Linked DNA regions of Homo sapiens: all the other regions are linked to region 1. A link is a contact called in ENCODE Hi-C or POLR2A ChIA-PET data. All regions are on one chromosome and are shown on one strand. The core of a region is the stretch at or near the end of the contact, and the rest is flanking DNA. Distances in the headings are between cores, read along the strand shown.

Region 1 (4,169 bases), core at 726-3,225:
TACAATTACTAAGTGGAGTTAAATAAAGTCACAAAGGACTTAAAAGCAGGTACGATGAAGGGAGGTCAGAAGACAGGCAGTGTAACCGTGGGCTTATTAGGGCCCAGAAAAGAAGAAGATGCAAGGCTTTTTGCTGAAGGACCCTCTGTGCTGAGCCTGGAAGGAAGAGAGGTCCCTGCAGGAAGAGATTAAGTGAAGATATTATTAAGGTTGAGGGAGTAGCAAAGGGATAGCATAAGAGCAACATCCCCCTCCCTTGCCCCAGGTAATTCCTCCCTTCAATCTGGTCTCCCTTCTTCCCTTTCCAAGGTTCCTCAAGGCCATGCCACCTAGGCTGATGGGTTTTCTTATCTCTCTACTCCCTCCTGCACCCAGCCCTAGGTTGAGTTAATTGGGAATACTAATCATTTGAGAAGAGCTACTAAGACCTGAGAATGCCCCCCAGGTAGTAGTTCCAGCCTTGGTAATTTTAAGACTCTTACAAGAAATTACTGATACTTTTAGCATCTGTTGATTGAGAAAATACACATGTGAAAATAGATATCAGTTCTCCTTATAATAATGCCCCTAGGGAATCAGCTGGGCATGGCAGCATGCGCCTGTAGTCCCAGCTACTCGGGAGGCTGAGGCAGGAGAATGTGTGAACCCGGGAGGCGGAGCTTGCAGTGAGCCGAGATCTCGCCACTGCACTCCGGCCTGGGGCACAGAGTGAGACTCCATCTGAAAAAAATAAAATAAGATAAAAAAAAAATGCCCCTAGGGGTCCAGGAGCAGGTTGAATCCACCAAAAACCACTGATGAGAGGAAATAATCAGCCAATGAAACAGACCCATGCTTTTAGAAGGGCCTTCGTTGCTTTGACCCCAAAAGACAATGAGGGAATTGCAGGATCTGAAGCTGGTATGTCAAGGAGTGGGGGGCAGGGGAGAGGCATACCCTTGGCCCACAGGTCCTACTGGGACACCACTATCCAGCTGCTCTGGGAGAGAAGCAAGGTGTCCAAATGTAAATGCCATGGCGGCTGGGCCTGGCTTGCCTAGCCACAAGTTCAAACTCTGCTCAATGCTGGACTGGTATCATGTCCCTGCCAGTTTAGAAAGCATCTAAGGCAGTTTGGAAAAGCAGTAGACTAGAAACCACTAGTTAAGTAACTTTCAGACTCAGCTACTACCTAGCTTTGGGAGTTTTTCCAAGCTTTTTGTTTTTGTTTTTGGAGACAGAGTCTTGCTCTGTTGCTCAGGCTGGTGTGCAGTGGCGCCATCTCAGCTCACTGCAGTCTCAACTTCCTGGGCTCAAGAGATCCTCCCGACTCAGCCTCCCGAGTAGTTGGGGCCACAGGCATGTGTCACCACACCTGGCTAACTTTTTATTTTTCATAGAGATGGGGGTCTCCTGATATTGCCCAGGCTAGTCTCAAACTCCTGGGCTCAAGCAGTCCTCCTACCTCAGCCTCCTAAAATGCTGGGATTACTGGCATGAACCATTGCACCTGGCCCCAAGCTTTTTTCTTTTTTTGGCTTTCATCTTCAATAAAAAGGTGATGGAGGGTGGGAATAGGAGAGGAATGCTGAACTTGCTCTCCAAGGCATTGCCAAAGTGCCAACATCCTGAGCAAATGATTCTAGTCGACTTACTGTTTCTGAGCCTCAGGCTTCTTACCTGTAAAATGGGAATGACATGTAACAATTAAATGAGATACAAGTTGTGAAAATGACAGTCACATAGCAAGTATCAATTAACATGGGTTTTTCTCTCTTCCTCCCTTCTGTCCTTACAATGACAGATGGTTCTTTCTTCCCAGTCCCATCCCCCTGCTCTTACTGAGTTGCTAATTTGACCTCTGAGTATAAAATGTGTCCACTTTTAGTGACATGAAGCTAGTCCTCCCAGAGAGAGGCATTGCCAAAGTGAGTATGATGACTTCAAACACGCTCAGAAACCCTAGGAAGCAGCTGGCAGGGTGCCCCCACTCCCTGCCCCTGGCAATGCTGGGTTCCTCTTTGGCATTTGTACAGAAGGGAACTGGCCCAAGGCAGAAGGATGGGCCTAGGCTGGTGAGGCCACCTCCCTCCAGGCCTGGCCAAAGCCAAGGCAGGCACAGACAGCAACAACCACCCATTTTGCAACAAACAGGAAACCAGTTTACCAGCCTCAAAAATAGAACAGACAAAAACCCCAAAATATGAGGCTCTGACAGTGGGGCAGCTCAGCTTTCTCACATGGCTTCCTGACAGGCTGCGGAGTATGTGTTGTTATTGTTGCTTTAAATTTCACAGGCGAAAAAGTCTTGCAATGTCTTTATAAAGGTGACCAGCCTCTGGGGCCCAAGACCAGCAGGCAGCCCAGCCAATCATGCTTCCTGCACTGCCAAGGCCCCACCTTCTCAGTCTCTGATCCAGCTACTAATGACCCCAACTGCAAGGGCCACAGAAGCCTTGATTCCTGTCATGTCCTAACAGGATTGGCCCTGACATGTCTGCAAAGTGAGTCTTCCACACCCCAGCATTGCTTTTCCTGTGGCCCCTCACCTGGTGCCATGCCACTCACCCCAAAACTGCTTCCATAGGTACCCAGAGGCCCCACTGGGCCACATGGTCCAAGAGCCACACTGACAATAGGCCTGCAGACATTCCCTCCACGTGAAGCTGGACTCATGCTGTCCCCTCTGCCAAGAACAGTGTTCCTTGCCTGGTACACTCTCCTCAGAAGCAATCATACTGGAATGACATGGTTAGAACAGCAATGTTGCTAAGGACTATGTCACACAAACTCCCCTTGTTGAGGGATCACGGGGAAAATGTATCTTAGGTCTTAGCCCCAGGGAAAGCTGTGCACATCCTGGGCACTGGGTGCATTTTTAATCCTCTGGACATGATGACTAAGAACCGCCTATCGATTATGTTCCCTTTTTGTCTTCATTGTTAGGAAGCACAGTGCCAAACCTGTTCATCACCTCTAGCAGGTTTATGTCCTAACCTGTCCATGGCTTTATTTTAGTTTCTCCTCTTATTTTCCCTTGCATATTATTTCTTTATTAAATTTATTTTACCTTAATGTAGAATGTATATGATCTCAAATCTTTATTTGGAATAAAGTGAGGTATACATAAATAACTGAGCAAACAGCTCCTACTTACTCTGTAAAACCCACTTCGAATGTCCCCACCTCCGATTTCTGCCTAACGACTCCACAAAGGTGGGCTTCCCTCCCCAGTGGTCCCACAGCCCCTGCCTGTACCTGCCTGGATTCACACTCACCCACAGTTCTGTATTTTACTGTTTTCATGGCTCTCCCCACCAACCGACAGAAGGTTCCTGTGTGAAAGCTAAAAGCCCGCCCTCTGCCAAAATCTGCCCAGTGCTGCAGGCACACGGGCTTGTTTAATCCTCAAGACAAACCTGCCAGATAAGGCTGGCTGTGCCCATTTTACAGCTGAAGCAACTGGAGCTAGCCACCACCAGGTGCTCATTCAAGGTCATGTACTATTGAGTGGCAGAACTGATACAGAAGGCTTATCTCCCTAAGGTCACCCAAGACATGAAAAAGAGTTTTTATGTGAAAGAGAGAAAAGGAGAGAGAGGGAAGGGATTTAGATTTCCTTAGATTATCAAATCATTCACTGCAGATGTCAAAGTCATCTGCATCACTGGAACCATTTAAAATATGGCTTGATTCATAACAATTTATCCTCTACGACTATCTAGAAAAATCTACATGTATTTAATTGTGGCAGACTCATGCTGACCCTCCAATAGGCTGGTCAGAGCAAGTGGATTAGAGGAGTTACTCACATGCTAGATTGTTTTAGAGCATCTCCTATCCTCACTCCCTCACCCACTGTGTATACACACATTTTTAAATCCTGGTAAGTAGTTACAGGAAAAAAAATATATACTCAGAAGACAAGAGCTAATTCTGCAAGAAGCTTCTAGGAGAAAACAAAGCCTACTTTCCCGGTAGGCAAGTGCACATGACCCATGAGGCCAATCATTACCCTGGCTTTACAGTGTACAGACAATTAAACTACATGAAATGGCCGGGCGCGGTGGCTCACACCTGTAATCTCAGCACTTTGGGAGGCTGAGGCGGGCACATCGCCTGAGGTCAGAAGTTCGAGACCAGCCTGGCCAACATGGGGAAACCCCATCTCTACTGAAAATACAAAAATT
Region 2 (4,169 bases), core at 719-3,218, 180 kb before region 1:
CACTCCCCACCCTGAGCTCAGCAATGAGCCTGCTCTTCTTCTTCTTTTGTTTTGTTTTGTTTTTCGAGACAGGGTCTTGCTGTGTCCCTCAGGCTGCAGTGCAGTGGTATAATCACAGCTCACTGCAGCCTCCGTCTCCTGGGCTCAAGCCATCCACCCGCTTCAGTCTCAATATTTAGGACTACAGGAGTATGACCACCACATCTGGCTAAATTTTTTATTTTTCTAGTTTTTGAGATGAGGTCTCACTACCTTGCCCATTCTAGTCTCAAACTCTCCGGCTCAGGTGATCCTCCTGCCTCAGCCTCCCAAGTAGCTGGGATTACAGGCCTAAGCCCCCAGGCCTGGTCAGCCCTGCTCTTCTCTTATGACTTCCCCAACTTGGAAAGACTTCCTGACCTCCCTATCTCTGCAAGTCTCTTTCCCACCCTGCAACATCCAACTCAAATGCCTTCACCTTCCTCTATCAAGCTCAGAATCTCCACTTGACATCAGTTAGGGCCAAACACACAGACCATCATCATTTCCTGCCTGGATTGCTGGCTGGCTTTTGACTGGCTCATATCCTAGCTTTCTAAGCTGACTGTGAGCTCCCTGAGGCCAACCATCCATCTTGCAGATCCTTGGGTTCAATAACAAATGCTTACTGAGCACCTGCAGAAACCTATACAGCAGCACCCTGCTGGGTGTACAGAAGAGGAAGGCCGAATCCCTGCCTAGAGGGGAGCCCCTCTCATGGAGAGACAGATGGAACTTGCATATATGACCAGGGTAGAAATAAAGACAGGGTACCACAGAATCCCAGAGTAAAGGTCCTAATGCCATGGGGAAGGGGCACTCAGGGGGCAGGGAAGGAAAACTCAGAAAGAGGGAGCAGCACACGCAAAGGATTAAAGTGTGACATGTTCTGCACAAGAGCAGGGGTGGGGGAGGAAGAAGGATGGAGATAACGGGAACAGGCTGAACTGGGAATGCTGAGCTAAGGGTCTGGATTCATCCTGTAGGTCAAGGGTTGGCAAATCCAGCCGGCTGCCTGTTTTCGTACATAAAATTTTACTGGAACACAACCACGCCCATTTTTTACATATTATCTGTGGTTGCTTCCAGGCTGCAATGACAAAGTCAAGAGAGACTATATGCCCGGCAAAGCTTCAAATACTATCTGGCCATTCAGAGCAAAAGAATGCTCATTCCTGCCATAGACGCTGGAAGCTATGGGTGGATTTTAAGCAGCAGATAGCAGGGTCAGATTTGTGTTTCACGTTTCTATCACTCTCGGATCATGCTGGGATGTGCTGGAGCAGGCAAGCCAGGGGAAAGGGAAGGTGGCTGGGAGGCTGGTACAGTTTTCCAGGTAGGGGATGGAGATCAACAACAACATTGCTGTTTTTTATTAAGAGATTCATTAAGAGTTGCTATGTGCCCACACTGGGCTGTGCCCTTTACACATATTCATTTAATCTGCAGAGTAACTGCTGGATATAGCTAGAGTTGTTATCTCCATCCTACTGATGAGGCACAGAGAAGTGAAGTCATTTGCCCAAGGTCACGCAGCCAGTATGAGACAGAGCCCGGATGCAAACCCAGTGGTCCAAACCTGAGCTGGGGCCCTCAGTGCCAAGCTCCAGGGCTTCAGTGTCAAGCATGTTTTTGGCAACAGATCCCTTCGAGCCTCCCTGGGAATACACAGAACACAAATCCTCTAAAGGAGAAAATCTACCCCAGCCGAGTCAGGCAGGAAGTGGGAGGCAGCAGTGTGGCTATTTTGGAGAAGCGACACGAGAAACCACGAAACTTCCTACCTGTCCCGTTTTGCTCCCATCTGTCCTCAGAAACAAGGCTGCCCCTCTCCAAGATAAAAAGGTGTTTCTCCCCACACAGTGGCTCTGCCACTGGTGGTGGGAGAGAGAGCACTAAGCTTAGCACACACTTGCTATTTTTAAAGGGCTATATAAACAAACAGGGCTATGTAAATAAGAAAAAAATGAGGTCATCCTTTTAAAACCTAAAAATGTCCCTTTTCTATGGGGTGAGCAGCACAACCTCAGAAAGCACAGGGGTTTTTCTATCCCCTTGAGGCTTCTCTAGCCCATGGCCTCCAAAAACCACCAGGCCTGGCTCTCTTCCTTGCACCCACTGAGTGAAGGGCAGGTGGCCTGGGAGTCAGGACTCCTGGGTTTCATTCCTGGGTCTGTGGGCTTTGCCTCAAATGCCTAAGGCCAATGTGCAATCCCAGCCACCACCATCCAGGGAACCTGACATCCAACCCCACGCCGGTCTCTCACAAACACGGCCCATGCTCCAGGCCCTCCTCCTCCTGTGCCAGCCCTGGTTTGGCAAGCTGATTCTCCTGGCCCCTCGGGTATCCTTTTTCCTCCCCACTGCCTCACACCTTGACCTGTTGAATGGCCACAGAGGCTCTCTGCATGCCGATCAGAGTGACGTGTATGCTCCCCACCCCCACTTCTCTGCACACATGTTTACCTTGCTCCACGCTCTTCTGCACCTTTTCTTCAAAGGCGCGGGCCAGAGGTCATTAAAGCAGCCCCAGGAGCTGAGTTTGCTCATCAACAACTGCTAGGAGACTTCCCAAGCCTCAGCAGAAGCTCACATGGCCTCCCTGGGTTGCGAAGAGTACTATTTCCACTACTGACTGCACTCTCCACAGCATCACCTCAACTTCTCCCCTCCCCATCTCTCCTCCTTCCTCCTCTGCCTCCAACTCTCAGCATCCGTGGCCCCTCCATTATCCTCCAGTACAAAAATGAGAACCACCAATATTTGCTGAAGGGGTAGTCTCCAAATTGTGTTCCATGAAAGTGTTTCAGAGGCTCTCCAAATGTTCCACGAGCATGTTATTCTAAAAGTACAGTTTGACTCCTATTCTAACAGAAAACGAGCACGTACACACATTCAAACATGCTCTATAGCACATGGGAACACACTGAATATAGCCAACAAGTGCTGCCGGTTTAATTTGGTTTGTGCAGACCTCAGATGAAGGTCTGGGTAGATCTTGACCTTCACCGTTGAAATGTATCTTCAGTTAGGAAGAGTGGAGCTCTTCACTGGGTATCTTTGTGTTGTCATTTTTTAAATTCAGGACTCTATATGCGTACACAAAACCATACAAGCAAGTACACTCTGAAGCTTTCAATGACAAGACAATGTATTATGTGGATTATCATGAAAATATCATAAATGATTGTGGGGCTTCCTGTCTGACTTATGTGTGTAATAGGAAGGAATTCAAGCAGTTGTTGGATATTGTCACTGATGCAAACCAGAATTCCCTTCTACTCCTCCCCAAATGCCCAGATAATGTTGAACTGAAGACCATTCTGTGGCTTTAAGGCAAGCTGTTAACAATCTGTCACCATTCACATCATGTTATGGATGTTGATTTAGAATTCCTTGGCCAGGCGCGGTGGCTCACGCCTGTAATCCCAGCACTTTGGGAGGCCGAGGTGGATGGATCACAAGGTCAGGAGTTTGAGACCAGCCTGGCTGACATGGTGAAACCCCATCTCTAATAAAAATACAAAAATTAGCTGGTGTGGTGGCATGCGCCTGTAAGCCCAGCTATTTGGGAGGCTGAGGCAGGAAAATAGCTTGAACCTGGGAGGCAGAGATTGCAGTGAGCCAAGATCATGCCATTGCACTCCAGCCTGGCTGACAGAGCGAGATTCCAACTCAAAAAAAAAAAAAAAAAAAAAAAAAAAAAAGAATTCCTTAATACTTTGCAGTCAAGCCAAACGAAACAAGAAAGAAAAAGGAATATTAGATATTGCAGCTGATAAAGCAAGCAATACAATGATGATCTAGGGCAGAGGTCAGCAAACTTCTTCTGTAAAGGGCCAAATAGTAAGAACTTTAGATTTTGTGAAACAGACAGTCTCAAGCAGCCATAGATAATGCATTTAAAAAACGGTGTGGCTATGTTCCAATAAAACTTTACCGAATCAGGCAGCAGCCTGGATTAGGCCCACAGGCAAGTTTGCCAATTCCTGATCTAGAACCTCAGATTTCAATGTGTTTGTGCATCAAAACAGAGGTGTCGCTAATAACATAATAAATATAACGTTCATAATAAATAATAAATAAATGTCAAAAACTAGACAGCCAGGTGTGGTGGTCCATGCCTGTACTCCTAGCTACTCAGGAAGCTG
Region 3 (4,169 bases), core at 1,068-3,567, 160 kb before region 1:
TATTTGTTATTGTGGTCTGTGATCAATAAGAAAACATGAAAATCTAAGACATGGGTCACACATGGCAGAATCATATGGAATAATCCTGGTGGTTCATGCTGGGATACTGGCAAAGGGGTGGATGGGAGGGGAAGAGAGAGAATTACTGGCATGCCTCATTTACCCAGCACCACAGAAGTAGCATGGTATAGCATAGCGAGTTGGCCTTAACATCATCAGAAAGACATGGGTTCAGACCCTGGTTTCATCCATTACTAGCTCACTTTCCTCATGAGTCAGAAGTGAAGACTCTCACCCCCTCCCTGGGTTTGCCACGTGGATCAGATGCGACAAAGTGTATGTGAAATGAGTATGAACCCAGTATACAAAAGGCACTCAATAAATGCCTGTGCCCTTCTTCAGTTATGGTGGGACACCTTCCAAGTCTCTCTCCCTCTGTCAATCTCTCCTCCTTCTGGCTTCTGTTTTGGGGTTTGGGGTTGGCTCTGTGACCCACCTCCCTCTCTGTGGTCAGCCTTCCGGCTCTCACTTTCCTGAGGGGCTCACCTTTGTTTCAGCGGAGTGCGCTCTAGTCTGAGAATGCTGTGACATGCAGCTGACAGCCTGGAGGCTGCCTTGGGAACCTTCCCGGTCCCCAGCTGTGTTCTCCAGACAAGAGGCTTCTCTCTCACATGGTAGCTGACTCACGGATGAGTGAGGCGTCCCCAACAAGGAGAGTGGGCAGAGAGACAGGCAATGGAGCCCAGTCATTGATAGCGACAAGACCTGCTTTGAGGATACCCAGAAATGTTTTCCAGGAAAGACAGGGCATTTAAAAATAGAGAATGGTGATACTTTCCATTGTATGAAGGAGCAAAAAAGAAGAACTTCAAGTACAAGATAACATATTCCATTTAGTGGCAGGTAGGAATATACTGTCTCATAAACTCTACACTGGGATTTGGCAGAAGAAAAGTTCATGGTTTTCAGGCACTGCAGGGACAAGGAAGGGAGGTGTTGCTGGTGTATATGGGGAGCACCCAGCCCAGGAGTCGAGGAGAATACCGGAGTGGCGGGAGGAGGAACAGACGAGACTGGAGGAGCTGCACTTGGAGATGAAGGTTCTGAGAGCTGCTGGGGCGGGGGTTGGGGGGCGGGGGAAGGTAGGTGTGGGAGGAGCAGTGAGGTCGCTTCCTGCTATATCAGGCCACACCTCGCAGCCCTCTGTCACAGAAAGCCCCCTGGAACTAGGCACTCTACACAGGGGAGCAGAGAAGACACCGTGTTCCCTCTCTGGGTGCAATAGAAATCCCATGAGGCAGCCCCACATTTGAGGTCCAGCTGCACCCAGCTAAGTGACCTTGGACAAGACACTCTCCATCACTGGGCTAGACCCCAGGGTGCAAAGGTGAAGAAGACCTTGTCCATGTCTCAGGCTGTGATGGATCTAGCAGGGAAGATAGATAAGAAAATCAGTGGTTCTGGCCCTTTCTCCCAGGGAGCCCAAAACCTGAGCTGCTTCCCCGCAAGAAGGCTTCTAAATCTCCCCGGGTTGTAGACACAGAAGCCAGAGGTAGAGGAAGAACCCAACATTTGTTGAGTGTCTTCCACGTGCAAAGGCTGTCCCTGCATTTTTTCACAGTCATACTAATGCTACGGTCAGGCTCCATCATCACCATCTGACAACTGAGGAAACTGAGGCTTTGAAAACAGAGAGATGTGGACAGCCTTGCACTGCAGGAGGGCCCAAGGCTCTGGCATTAAATAAAACTGGACATTACTGGTCTTAGACACTGTGTGGCCTTCTTCGAGTCCTTGACCACCTGTGAGTCTGTTTCCTCACCTCTGAAACAAGAGCAAGAGTGCACGCCCTGGGCTGGGGTAAGAACAAAATGGTACGGTTGGCTTCCCAGAAAAATCCACCTTCTCCCTCTTCCTCTTCTGGTTACTTCTGATCTTTTAGCTTTACTTATGTTTATGATTATTTCATCTTCTAAAATAAGAAGATACCAGATCCCATAACAAGATTGCTGCAACTTATTCACAGCAAAGCAGGTGGAGGCCTCGGGAGATCCCGGGGACTACAGAACCTCCACCACTGGCCCACAGTAGGACAGGGGCAGGGAGTAATTCATGCCTACTAGGAAGACTGTGATAACAGGTGTGTGTTTTTGGAGGCAGAATTGCTTTCTGCCCACACGACAGCTGCCCCCTTAGCTAAGAGGGGAAGCCTGGTGACCCAGGGTCCTCCGGGGACCCAGCCAGGCTTCTGGTCTAGATCTCAACCTGCCCCACTCCTGCCCAGTGCTACCCCATCTTCCACCCCATCCCCACCTCCACCAGTTCAGAGATTCAGCCAGACAGAAAGGCTGTGCCAAAGGAAATTGTGTGCCACAGGGCCCACTTGGTCTGCTGTGGTGTTCTTCCTTTTTTTGGACTTTGTGGCTGTTTGAGTGGGTACCTTTTTCCATAGAAAGTTTCCATTGCATCAGTTATTTACATTGTCACCACCTATATGTGGGCTCTGGTTTCGAGTCGGTGAACCAGAGCAGGCCCTGTGGGGCCCAACACTGCTTACAGGGGGTGACAGGAGCCAGTTGCTACGGCAAGAGGACCTGCAGCTCTGGGTCAACCCTCAGAGCCACCCCCAACCCTGGCAGGTCCACTCTTAGTGTGCTCAGTCCCTTTGGGATGCCATTTTTAGGGTGAGATTTAAGAGAATTTAAGAGCACAGGCTACTAGGTTTGCATCCCGCCTCCTCCACCTCCTAGCTATGCTCTGAGTTATTGACATGACATCTCCGGGCCTCCGTGAACTATCATTTGTAAAGTGGGAATGACAGTGGCGCCTACCTGGCTGGACTTTGAGAAGGACTCAATCAGGTAGTGCACATAAAGTGCTTAGAACAGGGCCTGGCCCAAAGCCTCAATCCATGTTAATGAATGGACAAGGATTTCCTGCCCCCACCCTGGCTCAGACCCTACTGCCCATCCTCTCTTGTGTGAACCAACAGCAACAGCGTCTGCACTGTCCTGCCCAGCCCACCGATCCATAGACCCAGACAGACTGTCCTGATAGCCAGCTCTCACCAAGTCACTCCTCGCCCCAAATCCCAAATCCTTCAGTGGTTCTCCTTAGAGAGTAATGTCTGCACTTTACAAATATGCCAGGCTGCCTCGGCATCAACACTCCCCTGCAAAGCCCCGCTCTTGCCAACTGCCATGCTCCACATTCATGCCTCTTTGCAGTTGTCTCTGTCTGGAATATTTCTCTCCATTTTAACGTGGCTAAATCCAACCCACACCAGCCTGGGTGAGCCCACCTCATAGGCCTCCTCCTCCACAAAGCCCTCCATGACTCTACTCTCTCTCTGGCCAGGAATGATCTTTCATTTAAGGATTTGATCTCTTTGTCGTGGTGTTTACCTTCTCTACCTTGTATGGGTGCAATATAATACATACAAATGTGTGTGGGCATCACAGACAAACCATCTGATCTCTGAGGACAGGACTGGGATGTGTGTGATGCATCCGTGTCACTCACAGAGCCTTGAACATAATTGGTGACTGTGAGTGAATAAATACTGAATTCTCTCAATTTACTAACCCCGTCGACAGGGAAAGCTATTTGGGTGTGTGTTGGTGAAGATCAATCTGCAGCCCATCAGTGTCCACATGATCCTCTCGGTTCTTCTTGAGGGACCCGGCAGACTGGGGTGTCAGCCAGGGGCCAGGACCCCTAGGGGCTCACAGCTACTCAGACTCTGAGTCTCAGCATGGGACCTTGCATCTGAGGCATGTGTGGAAGTCCAGGAACCATCACTGACTTCTTCTCCCTCTTCCTCAGCCTCCACCTTCCATATGTCACCAGGTTCTCAGTGAATCAGCTCCCTAAGTTCCTACGCCCATGAGCCCCTCTCCACCCTACCGCCACCGTCTTGGCCTAGGCTTCAGCATCCTTGCCTCCTCCCTGGTCTCCCCATGTGACTCCCATCCTTTTCTGGGTCTTCTCTCCATGCTGCTGCCCCAAGCGGTACTTCTGCATCACAGCTCTGATTAGGCCACAATGCTTCTTGCCACTTCTGATGCCTGCTGACTGCCATCAGAAACCCAGATCCCCTAGGAAGGTGCTGGAGTGTCTCTCTTCTCTAACGCTTCTAACCCTCATCCAGAGCTTTGGTGTAACATCAA

Evidence for each region. A loop is a pair of places that touch in the nucleus more often than their neighbours do. ChIA-PET counts read pairs that join two places held with the same protein, here RNA polymerase II (POLR2A). Pooled maps may share reads with other maps.
Region 2: a pooled map shows a loop between it and region 1 (6-fold over the local background). The contact joins two enhancer-like sites. A Hi-C loop is called at or near these places in 1 of 168 maps with a recorded cell type or tissue (Right ventricle myocardium superior), 5 of 37 single-sample maps with no recorded cell type and 12 of 50 pooled maps. POLR2A ChIA-PET finds 5 or more read pairs at or near these places in 3 of 52 experiments (activated CD4-positive, alpha-beta T cell, activated T-cell and naive thymus-derived CD4-positive, alpha-beta T cell).
Region 3: a map with no recorded cell type shows a loop between it and region 1 (8-fold over the local background). The contact joins two enhancer-like sites. A Hi-C loop is called at or near these places in 1 of 37 single-sample maps with no recorded cell type and 12 of 50 pooled maps. POLR2A ChIA-PET finds 5 or more read pairs at or near these places in 6 of 52 experiments (GM12878, HEK293, activated CD4-positive, alpha-beta T cell and 3 more).

The regions. Positions count from the first base shown.
Region 1 is chr1:41,801,021-41,805,189 of GRCh38, forward strand. All of the region lies in intron 1 of HIVEP3 (HIVEP zinc finger 3), which reads right to left. Among named protein-coding and RNA genes, the nearest start is that of HIVEP3, 120 kb to the right of the region's middle. RefSeq lists an enhancer at 3,466-3,525. Within about 2 kb of position 1,976, at least 18 of the 41 ENCODE cell types and tissues checked have a DNase peak (open chromatin) inside an H3K27ac peak, as active enhancers do.
Region 2 is chr1:41,621,468-41,625,636 of GRCh38, forward strand. The region is part of intron 3 of HIVEP3 (HIVEP zinc finger 3); the gene reads right to left. All of the region lies in intron 1 of LOC128125817, which reads right to left. Among named protein-coding and RNA genes, the nearest start is that of EDN2, 140 kb to the left of the region's middle. RefSeq lists enhancers at 1,659-1,748, 1,909-2,078. Within about 2 kb of position 1,969, at least 3 of the 41 ENCODE cell types and tissues checked have a DNase peak (open chromatin) inside an H3K27ac peak, as active enhancers do.
Region 3 is chr1:41,639,152-41,643,320 of GRCh38, forward strand. All of the region lies in intron 2 of HIVEP3 (HIVEP zinc finger 3), which reads right to left. Among named protein-coding and RNA genes, the nearest start is that of EDN2, 160 kb to the left of the region's middle. Within about 2 kb of position 2,318, at least 2 of the 41 ENCODE cell types and tissues checked have a DNase peak (open chromatin) inside an H3K27ac peak, as active enhancers do.